Linked DNA regions of Homo sapiens: region 2 is linked to region 1. Evidence: read pairs that join two places in POLR2A ChIA-PET (ENCODE). Cell type or tissue: A673. All regions are shown on one strand.

Region 1 (2,500 bases):
TGCAGAGGGCTCTGAGAATCTCTTTTGCCACGAGGAAGAGCCTCAGGGGAGCTCGCTGGGCAGGGGGTGGTCTGGGCTATGCATAAGCGGGATTGACGCCAGGCTGGGCTGGCGGGGGCGGGGGGCCCCCCAGGACTCAGGCCTCAGGGGCTGGAGGGGATGCTCAGGGCTTCCTCCACCCGCAGGATAACAGCAGAGGGAGCCTCTAACCTCCCTCTTCCGCTGGCGTTGGGAAACAGCCATGGGGCTCACGGGGCCTCCTCGGAGGACCTATGCCGCCTCTCCATCACTCAGCTCCCTCAGCGCGGGGAGGAAATGACCGCTCAGTTCTATTATCTCCAAAGCTGAAGGATGATCTCAAGTTTTATCGGCGAGGAAACTCATTTGATTTTAAATGATTTTCGGCCTGGAAGTTAGTAGATTTTAGGAGGCTCTTAAATAAATTGCCTAGAAATAAAGATGAGCTGCTGGTTTATGGTGAAACTTAATCTGTCCTGACTGGAACATTTGCAGAGATTTGGCTCAAGGACGCTGGACCTGGCTGGGCAGAGCAGAGAGACGGGGGTGTCCTCGGTGTTAAAAATGGGGTTGTGCGCAAATGTGCCACATCTGTGACATGTTTATTGTTCTTTGTGCTTTCGCATGTAGAAAAATAAAGCAAACTTTTTCTGATTATGTCAGTAATTGATGTTTATTGTAGATAACTTGTAAAATAAACTGAAGCATAAAAAAGAAAATAAGTGTTGTCTCTAAAGCTGTAGCTCCATGAAAATCACACTTTACATTTCGGTTACGCATTCCACATAACTCGCCTCGATTTTACAAAACCGAGCACATACTGGGCATGAGTTTGTAACATTTTAAAAACGTAATAGATTCTGTATACATTATACTTTTTATAACATGATTTAAATGCCGGAGGGGTAGCCATTGTTTAAACACACCGCATTTATCCAGCCAGTCTCCTCCTGCTGGATGTGGAGCTCTTCCCTCGCTGTTTCAGGGTACGAGTCAACCTAGGCTGGGGGTCGCTGCAGGGAAAAGCTACTGCCAAACCTCAGTGGCTGTGATGGTTAATTTTGGGTATCAACTTGCCTGGGTTAAGGGATACCTCGAACGCTGGTGAAGCATTCTTACTGCATGTGTCTGCGTGATGCCTGAGTTGGTGGACAGAGTGGAGAAGCTCCACCCTCGCCCATCCAGTGGAGAAGCTCCACCCTCGCCCATCCAGTGGAGAAGCTCCACCCTCGCCCATCCAGTGGAGAAGCTCCACCCTCGCCCATCCAGTGGAGAAGCTCCACCCTCGCCCATCCAGTGGAGAAGCTCCACCCTAGCCCATCCAGTCGGCTGGGGGCCCAGATAGAACGAAAAGGTGGAGGAAAGGTGAATTCCCTCTCTCTCTCTCTCTCTCTCTCTCTCTCTCTCCTCCTCTCCCTGCCTCCTCCTTCCTGTCTCTCTTTCTCGCCCTCTCTTTCTCTCTCTCTCACCCTCTCTTTCTCTCTCTCTCTCCTGGAGCAGGAATGCCCTTCTTATTTTATTTTTTATTTTTAGAGACAGAGTCTTGCTCTGTCGCCCAGGCTGGAGTGTGGTGGTGCGATCTCAGCTCACTGCAAGCTCCGCCTCCCGGGTTCACGCCATTCTCCTGCCTCAGCCTCCTGAGTAGCTGGGACTACAGGCACCCGCCACCACGCCCCGCTGATTTTTGTATTTTTAGTACAGACGGGGTTTCACTGTGTTAGCCAGGGTGGTCTCAATCTCCTGACCTCATGATCTGCCTGTCTCGGCCTCCCGAAGTGCTGGGATTACAGGCGTGAGCCACCGTGCTCAGCCAGGAATGCCCTTCTTCTCCTGCCCTTGGAGACCAGAACTCCAGGTTCCCTGGCCTTTGGCCCCCAGGGCTTGGCCAGCATCCGCCACCCCTTGTTCTCACGCCTTCAGCCTTGGACTCAGAGTCACACCATTACCTTCCCCGGTTCCGAGGACTTCAGACTTGGACTGAGACATGATACCAGCTTCCTTGTTTCTCCAGCGTGCAGACAGCCTGTGGGACTTCTCAGTCTCTATAATCATGTAAAAGAAATTGAAGACGATACAAACAAATGGAAAGACATCCCATGCTCATGGGTCAGAATTAATATTGTTAAAATGGCCATACTACCCAAAGCAGTCTACAGATTCAATGCAATTCCTATCAAAATACCCATGACATTATTCACAGAAATAGAAAAAAAAATCTTAACATTAAAAAGATCTTAATAATCTTAATATTAACATTCTTAACCACAAAGGACACAGAATAGCCCAAGCAATTCCCAGCAAAAAGAACAAAGCTGGTACAAAAATTAGTTGGATGTGGTGGCACACACCTGCAATTCTAGCTGCTCAGGAAGCTGAGGCAGGAGAATCACTTGAACCTAAGAGGCAGAGGTTGCAGTGAGCTGAGATTGTGCCACTGCACTCCAGCCTGGGCCACAGAGTGAAACTCCATCTAAAAAGAAAA
Region 2 (2,500 bases), 210 kb after region 1:
GGTCAGGGCCCAGGGAAGCTCCCAATGGCTCCGGAGCCAGGGCTCACCAGCAGCCAAGCACCGGGATGGAGGGGATGCTCAGCAAGGGCTTCCCGCCTTCCAGAAAAGGCGACATCCACCCTCATGGCCCAAATGGGAGGGTTTGGGGAAGGAATTTCAGAAGGGCCCCTGCCCCCGCCCTGCCCATGACTTCGGTGGCTGATCCCACTCTCCATGAGGCGTCTGCTGTGGCTGCATTGCCCGGGAGCCAGCTGGGCTGGGAGGGCAGGGACAACTCGGACTCTGTGTGCCCCCACTGCCTGGGAAGGCGGCCAACACCGCTTTTGAATTTTAAATGAAACCAAAATTGACTGCGGTAGCGGGGAAATATTTCCTAACACAGTAATTTCCCTCAGAGTGCAGTTGCCACATCAATAAAAATAAACAGCTCTGTAGTGGCCACAGCTCAGGAAGCAGGCAGAGCACAGGCTGGCCCAGGAGGCTGCTTCCCTGGCTCCTACCTGCCTCCCACCTCCCCACGGGCCTCCCCGAGCCTCCTCACGGCAGGGCGGCTGGTGACCCGAGAGGGGTGGCTGGGGACAGCATGGAGGACAGGACAGCACCTCAGGACCGGATTCTGGATACACTGCACCCTCTCGTGCCAGGTGTTGGCAGTTCCGACCAAGCCCAGGCATGAGGGAGGGCCAGGCGGTGTGAGCCCGGGGGCATCCTGGGGGTCGTTCTGGAGGCCAGAAGCTGCAGGTGACAAAATAATGTGTGACGAGGGGGATTTGAGAGTAGCAGAGAGGAATGTGTCCTATGTCTGCCAAAAAGAAAGAAAAGATGAGGGGAGAGGGGAGAGGAGACAAGAGAGGGGAGGGGAGAGGGGAGAGAGGAGAGGGGAGAGAGGAGAGGATCTGTGCAGGGCACATGTTTCCCGTCCCAGGGCAGGGAAGGACAGCCCCCAGGGCAGAGCTGTGGAACGCTGTTTTCTTCCCTCCTTGATGCTGTGGGTTGGCGGTGGCTGGATGCAGCCCCACCAAATGGGGGCTTCAGGTGGCTGCTGGGGTCCCAAGACAGCCAGGCTGAGAAAACCGAGGCAGGTGTCATGAGCCATGGTGGGGCTTCGGCTTTCTCACGATGTGGCGTCTCCACGCAGTGGAGGGCAGGGCAGGGCAGGGCCTCTGATGACCCAGCCGCAGAGTCCAGTGCGAGGAACAGCTCAGTGAGGAGGGGCTGAGTGGAGAGGAGCTGAGGGAAGAGGGGCTGAGTGGGGAGGGGCTGAGTGGGGAGGAGTGATGACCCAGCCGCAGAGTCCAGTGCGAGGAACAGCTCAGTGAGGAGGGGCTGAGTGGGGAGGAGCTGAGTGAGGAGGAGCTGAGGGCGGAGGAGCTGAGGGAGTAGGAGCTGAGTGGGGAGGAGCTGAGTGGGGAGGAGCTGAGTGAGGAGGAGCTGAGGGAGGAGGAGCTGAGGGAGGAGGAGCTGAGGGAGGAGGAGCTGAGGGAGGAGGAGCTGAGGAAGGAGGAGGTGACGGAGGAGAAGCTGAGGAGGAGCTGAGAGAGGAGGAGCTGAGGGAGGAGGAGCTGAGGGAGGAGGAGCTGAGTGAGGAGGAGCTGAGTGGGGAGGAGCTGAGGGCGGAGGAGCTGAGTGAGGAGGAGCTGAGGGAGGAGGAGCTGAGGGAGGAGGAGCTGAGGAAGGAGGAGGTGACGGAGGAGGAGCTGAGGAGCTGAGGGAGGAGGAGCTGAGGGAGGAGGAGCTGAGGGAGGAGGAGGTGAGGGAGGAGGAGGTGAGGGACGAGGAGCTGAGGGAGGAGGAGCTGAGGGAGGAGGAGCTGAGGGAGGAGGAGCTGAGTGGGGAGGAGCTGAGGAAGGAGGAACTGAGTGGGGAGGAGCTGAGCGAGGAGGAGCTGAGGGAGGAGGAGCTAAGGGAGGAGGAGCTGAGTGGGGAGGAACTGAGTGGGGAGGAGCTGGGTCCAGGGCAGAGCCAGGATGCTGGAGGCCGCAGCATCTTTATCGGTGGGGTCAGGGGTCACCACACGGAATCTTTTTGCCGGGATCTGAGGCTGGAGACTGCGGGAAGCTCTCAGGGGAGGGCCTGCGGTGGAGCAGGCCTGGTGGGAGGCGGCCAGCAGGAGAAGAGATGAGGGCCCAGGGAACGGGAAGGGCGGGGGCTTCGGCCAGAGGGGGCCAGGAGCTGGGGGAATGTGGGAGGAGGACAGTCGGTCCCAAGATCACTCCCTGTCTCCGGGCCCCTCTGGCCACCAGGTCCTGCCACCAGGTCCTGCCACCATCCAGCCTGCCTTGCTTCCACCGCCCCGTCTGTGGGGCTGTCAGGCACTTCCCACATGGGCACGCAGGGCTCCTGAGCCTGGCTGTCCTCCGACACCAGCTGGGGGAACCTGCCAGCACCCGGCTCTTCCTTCTTGATCACACCTTGCACAGGTATTGCAAGGACAGGCGGAGGGCACTGGGCTGTGAACTCTCACGCCACCGTGCCGCACGCACTGGGACAGTGGACACTG

What was found. Peaks named below come from ENCODE experiments on the same cell type or tissue, not always from the same donor. Only the 100,000 strongest peaks of a DNase experiment are listed, where the experiment ranks them.
Region 2: POLR2A ChIA-PET joins it to region 1 with 8 read pairs; 2 of 35 experiments call an interaction of 5 or more read pairs at or near these places.

Annotation. Positions count from the first base shown.
Region 1 is chr12:132,371,778-132,374,277 of GRCh38, reverse strand. No RefSeq gene overlaps it. Among named protein-coding and RNA genes, the nearest start is that of GALNT9, 43 kb to the right of the region's middle. RefSeq lists a silencer at 1,237-1,386. In A673, no CTCF peak of the experiment used is centred here; no DNase peak of the experiment used is centred here; H3K27me3 peaks cover 1,746 bases.
Region 2 is chr12:132,160,688-132,163,187 of GRCh38, reverse strand. No RefSeq gene overlaps it. Among named protein-coding and RNA genes, the nearest start is that of NOC4L, 17 kb to the right of the region's middle. In A673, no CTCF peak of the experiment used is centred here; DNase peaks (open chromatin) are centred at 1,467 and 1,857.